2 separate regions of the Homo sapiens genome follow, and region 2 is linked to region 1. Evidence: chromatin loops called from intact Hi-C (ENCODE). Cell type or tissue: lower leg skin. All regions are shown on one strand. Each heading gives the region's core, and the rest is flanking DNA. Links, peaks and the distances in the headings are about the cores only.

Region 1 (10,964 bases), core at 2,850-7,849:
TGGAAGGATTTTACTGTGCAGCCACTGGAATATAGTTTAAAATGGAATTGTCAAACAAAGAACTGAATGGAGGAAACAAGCCAGAGAAATTAGATTGATGCTAAAATATTGCAATAAGGTTTACACAAATACGTGTCTGATTCTGTTTTCCCATTAAAATCCATTCATCCACAGCACCATAAAGGGCTCCTGTATTGACACAGAATACACCAAGACCCTGCAGGACCTCACGGCTCTTCCCGGCTTTCACCCTGAGTGGTGCAGTCTTGGCAATGCGGGTGTCATGGAAGCTCCCTCATGCCACCCACAGGGCCAACTGAAAATGGTAGTTTTTGAGATTCGGCTGAAATTAACTTGGGAGCTTGAAATCAGCTGTGTTGGGAATATTTATACTAAAAAAATTGGCAAACACTGCATATCTGGGAATTTTTCCCCCTGGAGAGCTAGATGTTAAACATTTCCCAGCACACCGCTGCCTTGAATCCCCACCAATTATGTGACTGCTACACAGCAGGTGTTTATTATTTGTTTAATATATCCATGGACAGATGGAAAGATGGATGAATGGATGAATGGATGGTTGGATAGATGGGAAGATGGATGGATGGATGGATGGATGAGTGGATGGATGAGTGGATGGATGGATGAGAAGATGATGGATGGTTGGATAGGAAGATGATGGATGGATGGATGGGAAGATGGATGGGTGGATGGATGGATGGACAGATGGAAAGATGGATGAATGGATGGATGGATGGTTGGATAGATGGGAAGATGGATGGACAGATGGAAAGATGGGTGAATGGATGGATGGATGGTTGGATAGATGGGAAGATGGATGGATGGATGGATGAGTGAATGGATGAATGGGAAGATGACGGATGGATAGATGGACAGATGGATGGATGAATGGGAAGATGGATGGGTAGGTGCATAGATGGACAAATGGAAAGATGGATGGATGGACGGATGGGTGGATGGATGGATGGATAGATAGAAAGATGGATGGGTGGATGGGTGGACGGATGGATGGATAGATGGATGGGTGGATGGATGGCTAGATGGACAGATAGATGGGTGGATGGATGGATGGATGGGAAGATGATGGATGCATGGACAGATGGATGAATGGATAGGAAGATGGATGGATGGATGGATAGATGGGAATATGATGGATGGGTGGAAACATGGATAGATGGATGGATGGGTGGATGGATGGATGGATGGGTGGGTGGGTGGCTGGGTAGATGAATGTATGGGAAGATGGATGGATGGAAACATGGCTGGATGGATGGGAAGATGATGGATGGAAACATGGATGGATGGATGGATGGGTGGATGTGAAGATGGATGGGTGGGTGGATGGATGGATGGGAAGATGATGGATGGATGGGTGGGTGGATGGATGGGTGGATGGATGGATGGATGGAAAGATAGATTGGTGGATGGATGGATGGATAGAAAGATAGATGGATGAAATAAGGATAGAGGGTGGAGCCACATTGTGGGGTGATTCTTCCATACAAGGCAGGAGTACCCCTGAAGGCCCTTGGTAAACAACTAAATTATACATCAGCCTTCCCTTTGTAGAGAGATATTTTATTTTCTTATATAACAAACTCCTAGCTTACTTGCTGGCTTTTAAAGTCTCACTGTACACCCTAGATAAATAAAATCAAGTCGTGCCTAAATTTCATAATTACAAATGAAGAATTGATAATTTGGAAATGGAGTGTTAAAGCTGAAACAATCCTTGGAGATCATCCACTCCTGCGAATTCTTGCCAGGGGTTTGCCGCTGGCCCGGCTGTGGGCAGGTGGCAGGTCCCACAGGCGCAGTTCGTGCCACCTGCGCATGGGGTGGCACACATGAACAGGCACACACGCGGGAATGAACCTGTCAAAGGCCGTCGCCGCGGCTCCAGAGAAACTGGGAGTGGGGGATGGTTTCAGGATGATTCAAGCACATCGAATCACTCTGCAGGCCCGGGGGTCACAGGCTTGGCAGCTGCGGCTCTGCTGTCCCGAGCCACTCATGGTGAGCTGCCTCCCTACGAATTCCAGCCGCTGTCGCGCCCTTGAGTTCTGTGTCCTGTGACCACCTTGCCAGGCCACTTGGTGAACACGCCTTCCTCTCTGTCTTTAAAACACCAGACGATGCAGTTTCAAGGAAAACTAAAATTCCTGTTTGGACAGAAGAAGAAGGCGCCGTCAGGAGCCATGCTCCCGCCGCGGCTGTCGCTGTTCTGCATTGCGGCACCCGTTCTCCTCCCCTCCGCAGCGGAGATGAAAATGAGGAGCGCGCTCCTGAGGGCAAAACCCAGAGCAGACACCGCAGCCACCGCGGATGCAAAGTGAGTAAGACTCGCCCTTCACAGCCACATGGTGCCTGCTGGCGGCCCCCACAAAACACCTCCACACTCAGTGTTTTCTGTGTCTTCTTTCTTCATTTCCAGCCAGTAATAAGTCAGTTTCGTGTCGTAAAAGTCATTACACAACATAGGCAGCAGCGATTAGATGAAACAATGTTTTTCAAACTCGTATTTGCAAACTGGCACCAAACGTTGCCTGTATCGATTCATTCCTAAATCATCCTGTTACAGAACCAGTTTCAGAATAAGTGTCCTGACCCCGTGTCCTCAAGAAAATGCGGAGCTGGCTGTGGCCCCTGCCTTTCTCCATCTCTTGGCTGCCCGCCCTTCACACCGTCTGTCTATGGACAAGTGGAGGTAGTTCCCGGCTGCAGGACATGCCGGAGAGATGCGTCCCTGGTGGGCAGATGGAGGGTGAACGGCACAGCTGCCCCTCCAGCTGGTCCTCGTCCCTGGCCAACCCAGGCCTACCCACAGCTCCCTCAGCCTTTCAGAAGTAGAAAACACCCTGTTGGTCCCCGAGCTTGTTGGTACTAGGGACCAGTTTGGTGGAAGACAATTTTTCCACAGACTGGGAGTGGGGGGATGGTTTCAGGATGATTCAAGCACATTACGTTTACTCACTATGCATTTCATTTCTGTTTTATTACATTGTAATATATAATGAAATAATTATACAACTTGGCATAATGTAGAACCAGTGGTAGCTCTGAGCTTGTTTTCCTGTAACTAGGCGGCCCCATGGCGGGGGTGGGGGTGATGGGAGACAGTGACAGATCATCAGGCATTAGATTCTCATGAGCTCGAACCTAGGGCTCTCCCTCACATGCACAGTTCACAACAGGGTTCACAGTCCTGTGAGAATCATGCCCCAGCTGAGCTGACAGGCAGTGGAGCTCTGGCGGTCACGCGAGCAGTGGGGAGTGGCTGTAAATATAGATGAAGCTTCACTCGCTTGCGCAGGGCCCACCTCCTGCCATGCAGCTTGGCTCCTAGAGGCCATGGACGGGTACCAATCTGTGGCTGGGGGCTGGGGACCCCTGCCCTTGGGGATTCGTGTCTATAGTTTCCTAGAATGTGTTAAGTCTGCCTTGCGTGCTGGGAGAGATGCAAATGCTGTGCCTATAGAAACTGTGTTCCACCTGCTGGGAACACACCAGTGAGGTAGGGCCGGGGCTGCCAGGATGCCAGAGATCCAACTTCCTCTCAGAGAATCGTGCAGGAGTGAGGTAGGGCTGGGCCGCCAGGATGCCAGAGATCCAACTTCCTCTCAGAGAATCTTGCAGGAGTGAGGTAGGGCCGGGGCCGCCAGGATGCCGGAGATCCAACTTCCTCTCAGAGAATCGTGCAGGACCCCTTCCCCGGCCACCTGGGCGAGTTGCCGCTCCTGCCACTTCCTCCTGGGACAGCCTGATGGGGCGGGGCTGAGCGCAGGGCAGAGGGGTGGTCTGGGCCGGCCCTGCCCCTGCCCCCTGGCCCTCAGCCCCCGGGTCCTTGGCTGTCGGTGAGGTGCTCCTGCTCTGTGACTCCGAGACCCACCCGACTTGTCCTCGGCCCCTCGGCGCTGCAGGCCCAGGCCCTGGTAACCAAGTGCAGCTCAGCCTTGCCGCGCGATCCTGCAGCCGCCACTGGGCAGCCCGCTTTGTTCGTGGCCTCCCCACTCTGTGGGTAGCAAATACTGAGTGGGAAAGGAATCTTAGCAGGCGTCGAATTCAGCTCCCCAGCCAGCCCAGTGGGAATCTCTGGCATAGCGCCCAGGAGTGATTGGCTGAGGCTGCACAAACCCCACACGGAAAACATTGCTGGGTTCAGACAGAACCTTGAGAGCAGATTCTTCGTGGTGTGACTCGAATCTCACTGCCTGGGGTTGCCACGGCCCTGTGTTGGCTGAGCGCTCTCTGCTCTGTTTGCCTTGCCCCGGGTTACGGTTTCCAGATATGTCCTGATTCCGATGCTCCTCCTCTGTGCATGGACAGCCCCGGGGATGTTCACAGCAGATGGAGCTGTGCAGACCGGAGCAGACGTCCCCGCCCTGTTCTGGGCGCTGCCTTTACTGCTGTACCTGCTGTGGCAGGCGCGTTGGGGTGATCTTAAGTTGCAGTCACGTGTGTTGCCTTGTGGTCCGACTTTGAATTCTAGCTGCATTCCTTAACTTCCATTAGTATTCAATTTCATTTTTTAGATGCGGTCTTGACTGACCTTGTCAGAGTCCAGGCTCCCGAACTAGTTTGAGATCTGGGACTCAGCAGCACCCGGCACGCTGCCGTCCCTCCTGTTCTTTGGCGCCTTTGACGGGCAGCACATCTTCTGTATTCACACCCGTGCCCTCCGTGGGAGCACCAGGACCCGCCACTGAGCCCCCTCTGGGAGGACCCCGTCACACGCCTGCTGGCTTCCCGATGCAGAGGATACGGCCGAGGGCCCTTTCGCCCCAGGGGACCTGCAAAGGAGGACCTTGGAGGCTCTGGGACGCCCTGCTCAGTGTCCAGGGTTGACTGTGAAGGGCTTCTGTCTGCAGGCCCCAAGGCCACCTTGCCGGCACTCACGGTGGTCTCTGTTGTGGGCGTGAGTTCCATCCTCACCTTTGACCTCTTTCAGATAACCGTTTAGACAGCTCTACAGTCTGACAGCAGCAGCGGTTATTTGAAGGTTTTCATGCTGTGTTGGTTTCCACGTTCGTTACTCATTTCTGCTTATGAGCAGCTTCTGCCTGGGCCCTGCTAGCCCCACCTCACTGCTGCTGTCTGAGGGTGGACAGAGGGCAGCTCCAGGGACGGCCAGGACACGGGTCAGCCTGCTGAGGCCCACACATCTCTGGAAGGTTTTAAATTAAATGTATGTACCTTATTTTAAAGGATGGAAATGTAGAGTGCAAGGGAGGAACATAGAATTCTAAAGGGAAAAGAAGTAAATGCTACATAGGTGCACAGAAAAGGACCTGGGGTCTCTGCAGGGCTCGGGCCCAGGTCTTCCGGCACCTACAGGGACCACGCAAACCCTGGAACACTGTCCTCCGCTTACCGTCACCGTGGAGTTTCCACTGCACATGGCAAGCCCGGTCTTCCCTGGGAGTTCCCAACCCTAGAAGCAGAGGGGACGCAGCCCCCTGGTGTCAGAGCAGGGCAGGGCAGGCCTGGCCCTGTGTGCGCACAGCCCTGTCCCGGCCCTGGGGTGGAGCGTAGGTGTGGGATCACAAGCTCAGGTGTGGGGCCGAAGGTCACAGCGCTCCTCCTGCGGCCTGGACGAGACCCCCTGTGGGGCTGTGAGGGTGGGGTGGAGCCCAAGGCACATAAAGCTGGCACACAACTTCAGCTCAACAAACATGTTATTCAAACTCAGAAGGGGGAAGAAAACTTGCCAAACCAAGAATACTGACTCCCATGAGCCGAAGGCTTTTGGAATTCTCCCCACCCTGCTCTGAGCTGGATTCAGAAGCCGGCTTTCAGGATACACCTTGTGGTCCACCAGTCCTGAGCCGCAGGACTGTGGTCCAGGGCACCACAGTGGTGCAAGATGCAAGGTGCATTCTGCAGAATCAGAGCCCTGAGGCAGTGGCAGCAGCCTCCAGCGGCCCCCAACAGCAGCCCCCATGGCCCCCAGCAGCGGCCCCTAGCAGCCCCCAACAGCCCCCCAGTCTTCCACAGCTTTTCCCACAGGGGTTTTGTGACATGATCTTGATCTGCCTCTTCCTGAAGCCCATTCTGTGAATTCCTCTGCTCGCCATAATTCACTGGGACCCCCATGTCAACACACCCTGTGCTTTGCAGCCATTCATGGACATAGATGGGGCATTGTGAGTCTTGTGTTAGTCATGGGCCTCCTGGAGGTGCCCAGAGGACAGAGAGGAGGGCAGCACCGGAGCTGTGGCTGTGGGGCCAGTCAGATGGGTTTGAACTCAACTCTGGGACCTGCTGGTGGGGCAGCGCTACTTACTGTTTCTCTTTTGAAAAGCAAAAGAAAATAGAATCTACCAGGGTGAGTTGTTGGGATTTAAGATTCAGATCAGTGTGATGCGTGTGTGGGTACACACACATGTCCCGTGTGAGTTGGTCTCCAACTCACCTCAGTGTTCACTTCCTGGAACATAACTACCTGGAGTCATGAGAATGGACCGTATTTTCTTTCTGGCCTTCCAGGAAAAAAATATAAGCTCTAAAAATCATCCTATGATTTTATCCTTCTACTTTCTGAAGCAAATTCATTAGCCCTTCATTGGCCTGAAAAGTGACGTGACAATATTTTCAGTAAACCTGTAACTGAGAAAATAACTTTCCACACTATAAAGAATTAAACAAGAGTGAACTATTGTTTCTGTCTTCACTGCTCAGGTGTGACAGCAATACCTGTCATTATTAATTTCTACCATCAAAACATGTTTCATCCACATGTCATCTTGTTCATCCGTCACATGTCACATGTTCATCTGTGTTCTTCACAGAGTAAAAGCCACCACCAGTCTGTGCGAATCGGAACTGCATGGAAAACCCAATTACTCAGCAGGTACTTAGAACATTTCTTATCTGATCTTTTCCACATGGGTAAAATGTGTTTCTGCCCTTGGAGAGCTTCCCCGCCCAGTGGAGATGTTGGCGTATTCCATGGAAAAGCCATTTTGCAGAGACTTGGTGTCTGTCCTGCTGTGGACAAGTGCCGTTCCTGGGCTCTGGTCTGTGCATTTCTGAGGAGCCGATGGGTCCTGCCTTGCTGAGAACAAGCAACCGTCTTCCAGGAGCTCCTCAGCTCGCACCGTGACGGCTTCCCCCCCCTCTAAACCCCAACAGGAAGGAGCAGCAGAGAGAGCGGCGTTTTGGTGCTCAGGGAACAGACTGACGCTGGCCGATGGGCACAGGTTCCCGCCAGGGCCCCATGCCTGTGCCTCCGGGGTGGCCCTGACCTTGTCCTTGACCCCAAGGGGGGCTCAGGGTAAGTGGTGCCAGGCAGCCTCCCCCAGCCCTGGCAGCTCCCTAAGTCACCGTGGAGGCCAAAGAGCGGGTGGGGGAGTGATTAAGAAGAAAAATAAAAAAGACGACAGCAGCCTTGGCCACCACACGAGCCACAGCTAACCTTACTCTCTGTGGAGCTGTCCACACAGCTTCCCGGACTGGAAGTCACGTGTGTCGCTGGGGACTGACCCCGGGAAGCAGTGGTCCAGGGATGTTGGGAGCGAGGATGCCCCGTGGGCTCTGGGACCCGCCCTCACCTGTCACTCGGACCCTGGGTCACCCGGCTCCAACCTCATCTTGCCTTTGCTCAGAGCCCTCTCTCCCCCCTCTCCCTCCCCAGGGCCTGCCTGCCACCCAGGTGGGCCTCCTCCCCTTTCCTGACCAGCCCAGCTGTGCCCCACAGGCCCCTCCCCACTCTCCAGGTCACCATCTCACAGTCATGCAGTGCCAGTCCCAAGGCACGTGGTGTCCTGTTGGTCAGCAGCAGAGCTTGGCCACAGAAACTGCTGGACATGGTGTTTTCTGCTTTGCAGTTCCCTGGGACCATTTGCACCGCCCTTCCCCACCCCTAACGCTAGTGACTGGTGTGGCTGACACTGGACAGCTGGCATAGGCCTCACAGAGACATCTCCCTGAAGCCTGCACCCTCGCCCCACCCTGGGCCTTCCTCACTCGCCCCAGGCACGCAGTGGGGGTGGGGTGCTGGCACAGCCTCCTGGGCTGCTGGGGGGGTTAGAAGGCACAGCGCAGTGAGGGGTCGGTGTAGCAGCCTTGGCAGATTTAGCATCGTCCTGATTTCGTAGCCTCCCTTAGAGACCCCCACCCAGGGCAGCCAGACCTGGTGTCTTCAGCTGCTGTCAAATGGGCCCCGTCTTTTCTCTGCAGGGACAGGGAGGAGGAGCAGCACAGGATGCTGAGCAGGGCCTCTGGAGTGACAGGGCGGAGGGAGACTCCAGGACCCACAAAGCCCCTGCCCTGGACAGCGGGAAAGCACAGTGAGGATGGTGCCAGGCCGAGGCTGCAGCCCAGCAAGAATGACCCGCCCTCCCTGCGCCCCATGCCCCGCGGCTCCTGCCTGCCCTGCCCGTGTGTCCAGGGCACTTTCAGGAACTCGCCCATCTCTCACCCGCCGAGCCCGTCCCCCAGTGCCTACTCCAGCCGGACCAGCAGACCCATGCGGGATGTCGGTGAGGACCAGGTGCACCCTCCCCTCTGCCACTTTCCCCAGAGGAGCCTGCAGCACCAGCTCCCTCAGCCTGGAGCTCAGCGTTTTGCCACGAGGGGCTATCCCATGGAGGACATGAAGCTGCAAGGTGTACCGATGCCTCCGGGGGACCTGTGTGGTCCGACGCTGCTGCTAGATGTGTCCATCAAGATGGAGAAGGACTCTGGGTGTGAGGGTGCTGCAGACGGCTGTGTGCCCAGCCAGGTGTGGCTGGGGGCCAGTGACAGGAGCCACCCAGCCACCTTCCCTACCAGGATGCACCTGAAAACAGAGCCAGACTCTCGGCAACAGGTGTACATCTCGCACCTGGGGCACGGCGTGCGGGGGGCTCAGCCCCATGGGAGGGCCACTGCTGGGCGCAGCAGGGAGCTGACCCCTTTCCACCCTGCACACTGTGCCTGCCTGGAGCCCACAGACGGCCTTCCCCAGTCGGAGCCTCCCCACCAGCTCTGTGCACGGGGCCGAGGTGAACAGTCCTGCACCTGCAGAGCTGCTGAGGCCGCCCCTGTGGTCAAGCGGGAGCCCTTGGACTCACCCCAGTGGGCTACTCACAGCCAGGGAATGGTGCCCGGGATGTTGCCCAAAAGTGCCTTGGCCACGCTGGTCCCGCCCCAAGCTTCGGGGTGCACATTCCTGCCATAGCGCAGTGACCACCATCCAAGCTCAGATCTGTGTGTCTACGCTCAGATGCGTCGGTGGCTGGGCTGCCCTGCTCCTGGTCAGGCCGGAGCCCGTCCTAAGACACACGCTTTGCAGAGCTGTGCATGCGCAGTCTGCTAGTGTGTGTGTGCAGCATACGCAGGAGCCTATCCTGAATTTTGTAAAATATCCCAACAGTTCTTAAATGAAAACTGGCCTTAAGTCTATTCAAGCATGACAGCATTTCTCTTTGAGGAATTAAAATCTTTAGGAAAGTGATCATGGCTGGACAGCTTCATGCCCCAGAGGCAGCGAGCACCCGTCCCATGGCTGCCAAGTCCACAGTCGGGGATGAAGCAGTCGGGTGATGCTCCCAAGTCCGCAGTCGGGGATGAAGCGGTCGGGTGATGCTCCCAAGTCCGCAGTCGGGGATGAAGCGGTCGGGTGACACACCTAGCTCAGCCCTCCCAGGCCACCTGCAGCTCCCAGCCTGTGCTGTGCAGGCAGGGTCAGCCCATCGCCACAGTGCACTGTAGAGGCCAGCACACGGCAAATTAGAAATACAACACGCGGAGAAAGGGGTCCGTGAGCCCACTCATAGAGGAATCTAGAACGTTCCAGGCAGCAGAGGCTGGCAGCGTGGGTCCCACACTGCCCCACACCGTGCGGCAGGTGCTCCATGGCGCCATGACAGAGTCTGAGGCCAGACCTGGACTGGAATTGACAGCATAACCCCTGTTCCTTCTGGACATCTCCCGAGTTCTCAGTGGGTCTCTGCGGACGGTTCTTCCTAATCTGCCTCTTGGTACATCACGTAATACAGAGTTCACAGACTCCGGGTTTGGAAGTACAGAGAAACACACAACGTAGAGAGAAGACACAGGAAACTGCGCTGCCTGTGGGGGTTTCTCTCTGGCTGGCTGTACAGTTCACTCAAATGAGGGTTCCCATTGCCATCCTAGGAGAATAATTAGGGACAAGACAGACAAGTATTAATAGCATTAAAACAGTTGTAAAGGCGATATTTTCTGAGAGTAGGAAATTTGGATACAAAAGCATAAGTCAGAAAGTGAAGGTCACCAATCCACCAACCCGAGAACCTACAGCTGATGGTGCATTTCAGGCTTCTTCCACGGTCTGGCCTGGAACCCCACCCGGCTGGTGCAGGCATCAGATCAGGGTGTAGAAGTCACCCCAAGCAAGAGGAAGCCAGGCAGTGAGGCCCTGGGGTGTGGCTGCAGCTGGGCCCACCTGTGCGGGGGTGGGAAGGCCCCATCCTCAGGGAGAGGGCATCGGCGCCCTGACGTCAGCTCCACTGGGAGTGGCAGGAGCTGTGGGAGCCCATGGGTGAGGGACCCACCACCCCGCTGCACTGTGCATTGTGCCTCCCGTGTGGACGCCCTCTCTGTTGTTGGCCCGCGGGTGAGGGACCCACCACCCCTAGGGACCCACCACCCCGCCGCACTGTGCATTCTGCCTCCTGTGTGGACGCCCTCTCTGTTGTCAGTGGCTTTGAGGTGTCAGTGCTTACTTAGATGCTGGTTTAATGCTGGACCCATTTGTTAAACGCACCTTCACTTTGTCAAAACCCAGGTTTGGTTGGCAGGACTGGGTCTTCTGCCCAATGCCAGGTGCCTGCGCCTCTCAGTGGCCTGGTTCTTGGACAGTTTGCCCCCATGTGGCAGGGATAGGGATAAGGATCTCCTCTCAGTACTGGAAGAGAACAGCCAACCATCTGAGCCCAGAGTCACAGATCCATCGTGGCCCCCTATGACCCCCAAGCCCT
Region 2 (5,000 bases), core at 1-5,000, 470 kb after region 1:
TCTGTCACAGCTGAATTCCATGGGCTTTGGGACAGCTTGGTATACGATGTGGAAGTCAAATCCCATGTAAGTTGCTGTGCCTTTTCCCAGAATGCCCTGTTATTTGAAGAGGAACCATTACTGTTTTGCTCTCCAACACCCCTGAGCAACTTGATGCAGATGGGTTTTTGGGAGCCCCTGTCTGCTGGCAGCCCTTGTCCTGGACATCTATCCTCTAGTATTGCTCCAGAGTAGAGCTGGTCTCTGAGGAGCTCCCTGAGGGAGAAGAGGGAAAGGGAGAACGTGAAGGCAACTTAGAGAATTAAACCCTCTGGAGATGGGAGGAGGGAAGGTGAGCAAGCCTGGTCCGCACAAAGGAAAGGCCGGTGTGTCTTAACCCCTGCACCCTCTTCAACGGGAAGGGTCTTTCCCATGCCAGCAGCTGGCTAGAAGACTATCACTCAGCTGTCCTCTGCATTGATAGTCTGAGACTATCACTCAGACTGCTCCTCTGCATTGTGGCTGTTGTTATTTTGCGAATAATAACTGCTGTATCATTCTAGGGAAGGAGCTTACTCATTACTTGATAAACAAACCCCTTAGTGGTTTTGTTTAATGTTGGCACTTTAAATAAAAGTGATCATTTTGTTGCTCTTCTTATATTTATAATAGTAATAGCCAGTGTTTTTCCTTTTCCCTTTTGGAAGCACCTTCTCTTCTGAAATGAAAGCGTTTGGAGGTGATGATCTCTTAGGAGGCGGCCTCGCTCCCTGTGCTCCCTCTTCTCATGTAGGATTAAGCCCTGGGGGAGGGCACATTTCTTGGGGACCTTTGCCTTGTTGGTATCTTTGTCAAGCTCTTTTCTTTTTCTCTATCAGCTCCTCGATTATGTGATGACAACTTTACTGTTTTCAGACAAGAACGTCAACAGCAACCTCATCACCTGGAACCGGGTGGTGCTGCTCCACGGTAAATTATGCAGGCTTTTATTTGACCAGATAAGTGGCATGAAATTTAGCCTTTACTTGTACCTTCGTCCTTCTGCAAGGAGTTACGGCTCTTTGTTTTCTGAAGGAGCCACAGCTGTCCTAGAATGTCCCCTCTCTGTGAAGCAGATCCAGCTCATGACACTTGGGACATTTTTTGTTTGTTTGTTTGTTTTTGTTTTTGAGACAGAGTCTCGCTGTCGACCAGGCTGGAGTGCAGTGGCCCGATCTCGGCTCACTGCAACCTCCACTTCCTGGGTTCCTCCCAGGTTCCAGCAACTCTCCTACCTCAGCCTCCCGAGTAGCTGGGATTACAGGCATGCGCCACCACACCCAGCTAAGTTTTGTATTTTTAGTAGAGACGGGGTTTCACCACGTTGACCAGGCTGGTCTCAAACTCCTGACCTCAGGTGATCCGCCCGCCTCAGCCTCCCAAAGTGCTGGGATTACAGGCTTGAGCCACCGCGCGCGGCCCCTGGGGCATTGATTACTCGGCACTTAATCAAGTCTTCCTGTGGGGGGCCACATTCCAAGACATCCTCAGATGCCCCAAACGTGGATAATACTAAACCTTATGTAGACTATTTTTTCCTACAGACATTCCTATGATAAAGCTTAACTTATAAATTAGGCTTGTAGTACTCAGAGCTTTACTTTGTGAGGAGTAAACTGAAAAAGCCATATTTTAAAGAAATTCTGTCTGGTTCTTCTCAGGAGAAAATACTGATGGTTTGTTGTTTGGTTTTGTTTTGTTTTGTTGTCAATATCACCGGGTAGAATGGGGACACGGGAATTGAGTGGACTCGAGAGTATGAAACTGTAGCCAAGTGTTAAATAGAAGCTTGAAGGGTACTTGGCTTCTTTAAGTCAGTTAAGATTGCGTGACAAAGTGACCTTAAAACACAATGTTCTTTTAAAGAGCAGACAGGCCCCGCATACTGCCCTCATAGCACAGTCAGAGTAAGCAGCAGGTGTTTTAATTAGTGAAATAAGTTGTTTCTGTTTGGAACCAGTTACGTATTTCCTCTTTAATTCTTGAAAATACCTGCAGAAAATTAGAGTTGTATGTCTCCATTTTCTGTTAGATGCTTTCCTTTTTCCATATTGGTCACCTCGCAGCTTCTGTGAGGCATCTTTTGTAGGGTCCAGCCCCACAGGGTTGGTGAGTTTTCTCCCCATGTGCAAAGACGAGAGAGTGTAGAAATAAAGACACAAGACAAAGAGATAAAAGACAGCTGGGCCTGGGGGACCACTACCACCAAGACGCGGAGACCGGTAGTGGCCCCGAATGCCAGGCTGCGCTGATATATATTGGATACAAGACAAAGGGGCAGGGTAAGGAGTGTGAGCCATCTCCACTGATAGGTAAGGTCACGTGGGTCACGTGTCCACTGGACAGGGGACCCTTCCCTGCCTGGCAGCTGAGGCAGAGAGAGAGAAGAGAAACAGAGAGACGGCTTACACCATTATTTCTGCATATCAGAGACTTTTAGTACTTTCACTAATTTGCTACTGCTAGCTAAAAGGCAGAGCCAGGTGTACAGGATGGAACATGAAGGCGGACTAGGAGCATGACCACTGAAGCACAGCATCACAGGGAGACAGGCCTCTGGATGACTGCGGGCGGGTCTGACTAATGTCAGGCCCTCCACAAGAGGTGGAGGGGTAGAGTCTTCTCTAAACTCCCCGGGGGAAAGGGAGACTCCCTTTCCCGGTCTGCTAAGTAGCAGGTGTTTTTCCTTGACACTGACGCTACCATTAGACCACGGTCAGCTTGGCAGCGGGCTTCTTCCCAGACGCTGGCATTACTGCTAGACCAAGGAGCCCTCTGGTGGCCCTGTCCAGGCATAACAGAAGGCTCGCACTCTTGTCTTCTAGTCACTTCTCACTATGTCCCCTCAGCTCCTATCTCTGTATGGCCTGGTTTTTCCTAGGTTATGATTGTAGAGCAAGGATTATTATAATATTGGAATAAAGAGTAATTGCTACAAATTAATGATTAATATTCATATATAATCATATCTAAGATCTATATCTAGTATAATTATTCTTATTTTATTTATTTTATTATACTGGAACAGCTCGTGCCCTCGGTCTCTTGCCTCGGCACCTGGGTGGCTTGCCGCCCACATCATGCTAGGGGACGCTTGGCAGGCAGGCGTGCAAGAAGAGTGCTGGCCTCTGCCTCTTCTAGTATGGGGTATGAGCCCACTGAGAATTGTCTTAGGAAAGAGGGTGGTTCTGGGGGCAACAGGAATAACACATGACCCCTCCACCTCCATTTATCAAGAAAGGTGTGTTTGATCTCTGAAAGGTGCCTTGATGAGTGGATTTCATAAAGGAAGAGTGGGGACAAGGACAGGTGTCAGCAAAGATGTAGGCTAGAAAATGCAATGTTCATTCCCGACGCTAAGTGAGACTGTAGGCCGAGAAGCTGGGAGCAGTGCTGGGGGTGGGGAGGCGATGGAGGCTGAGACCAGAAATACGAAGTTGAGTACAAATAAGAAAGAGGGGGAGACGTAAGTGTATTGGTAATATTTCATAGCATTTAAGTTTCTAAGCAGACTTCATTGTAGTAATAACATTAATAGCTTTTAACTGTATTCCTTATATTTTATGGATAATGGAAGTTACTGTTGTTTTAAGAAATTTGTTGTAGCACTGACTTAAAAATATATTTGCTTGGATCTTTGTCACAGGTCCTCCTGGCACTGGAAAAACATCCCTGTGTAAAGCGTTAGCCCAGAAATTGACAATTAGACTTTCAAGCAGGTAACTTTCGGTAATCTGTGAGAGGAGAGCCATGGGAATGGGATTTATAACGGGAGGTTGTTTTTTTTTTTTTCTAAATCATTTTACGCAAATAATAGATTCCTCTCCACTGTAAGTCACTTGATTCCTCTGTATTCAGCATAGTTTTGAGTTATGATTTCAGTCTTTTAAGATTTGAGACTTACTTGATTGCCAGCACATGATCTCTGCTGGTGAATTGCACTTCAGAAGACTATACTTTCTCCCCTTGCTGGATGCAGTGTTCGTCTCTAATTACGGATTTGTCTTTTCCTCTTGAGTTCTGTCTGTTTGGGGCTTATGGTTTTCATCACATTTGGAAAATACCTGGTCATTGTTTCCTCACTGAATTTCCTTGACCCTCCCCTTTATCTGGGACTCTGTCTGCTTTCATGTTAGACTGTTTGATGTTGTTCCACAGGCCACTCCTGTGCTTTTTCATTTTTTTTTTCAGTTCTTTAGAAATATGTTTTATTCGAAAGTTTCTATTGCCGTATTTTAAGTTGACTGATTTTCTACATCGTCTAATCTGCTTTTAATTCCATTCAGTGAAGTTGTTATGTCTGATAGTGTATTTTTCTGCTCTGTTCTATTTGATTCTTTTTATACTGTTTTTTCATTATGTTCTCGTTCACGTCTTGAACAACCCCATAATAGCTGTTTTAATGTTCTGTCTGCTAATTCCATCATGATTGTCATTTCTGATTGTGTTTCTATTGACTGGTTTTTCTTCTGGTTAGGGGTCACATGGTTTTGCTTTGTTAGCATGTTAGGTAGTGTTTGATTAGCTGCTGAACATTGTGATCTGAAGTGTGTGGATTGTGTGTTCCTTTAGTGAGTGTTAGATTTTGTTCCGTTAGGCATTTCCATTACTTGTGATTTGGTGTGATCCTTTGAGGTTTGGTTTTTTTAAGCTTTGACTGGGAGGGGTTTAGGTTTGGTCTTAACACTCAATTGTGGTCCTCTGGGGTCTCCACTGAGTGTGCTGAAGGATCCGTGGGCACTCTCCACTCTGGCGGTCGGAGTATGCACTCCTCTCAGCCTGTGTGAGGTCCAGGAGCCCTTCAGCTCACAGACCACGGGCGCCCTTTACATAGCTGCAGGGAATGTCCCCTGCTCACACACACCTGAGTATTCATCCAGGACATCGGGGGCGCCATGAGGATCCTGGGCACTCCTTCTGAGGTATTTCTTCATATTTCCTTCCCCTCTGGAATTCTGTTCTGCAGCCTTCAGTCACTTCAG

Evidence for each region. Hi-C counts contacts between places; a loop is a spot of excess contacts. Peaks named below come from ENCODE experiments on the same cell type or tissue, not always from the same donor. Only the 100,000 strongest peaks of a DNase experiment are listed, where the experiment ranks them.
Region 2: a loop joins it to region 1, with 4 times the contacts of the local background. A loop is called at or near these places in 29 of 110 quality-filtered maps.

What each region holds. Positions count from the first base shown.
Region 1 is chr5:425,654-436,617 of GRCh38, forward strand. AHRR (aryl hydrocarbon receptor repressor) reads left to right here. Exons shown (of 11, transcript NM_001377236.1): 8 at 2,154-2,353; 9 at 6,810-6,871; 10 at 7,153-7,294; 11 at 8,200-10,964. The coding sequence ends at 9,181. It overlaps PDCD6-AHRR (PDCD6-AHRR readthrough (NMD candidate)), which reads left to right. Exons shown (of 13, transcript NR_165163.2): 10 at 2,154-2,353; 11 at 6,810-6,871; 12 at 7,153-7,294; 13 at 8,200-10,964. Among named protein-coding and RNA genes, the nearest start is that of EXOC3-AS1, 12 kb to the right of the region's middle. RefSeq lists enhancers at 5,205-5,484, 5,625-5,744. In lower leg skin, for the core only: no CTCF peak of the experiment used is centred there; DNase peaks (open chromatin) are centred at 3,908, 4,008, 4,688, 5,498 and 2 weaker places.
Region 2 is chr5:900,484-905,483 of GRCh38, forward strand. It overlaps TRIP13 (thyroid hormone receptor interactor 13), which reads left to right. Exons shown (of 13, transcript NM_004237.4): 4 at 11-66; 5 at 858-948; 6 at 3,665-3,737. Among named protein-coding and RNA genes, the nearest start is that of TRIP13, 10 kb to the left of the region's middle. RefSeq lists a silencer at 2,611-2,905. In lower leg skin, for the core only: a CTCF peak has its summit at 2,763 (motif pointing left); a DNase peak (open chromatin) is centred at 2,778.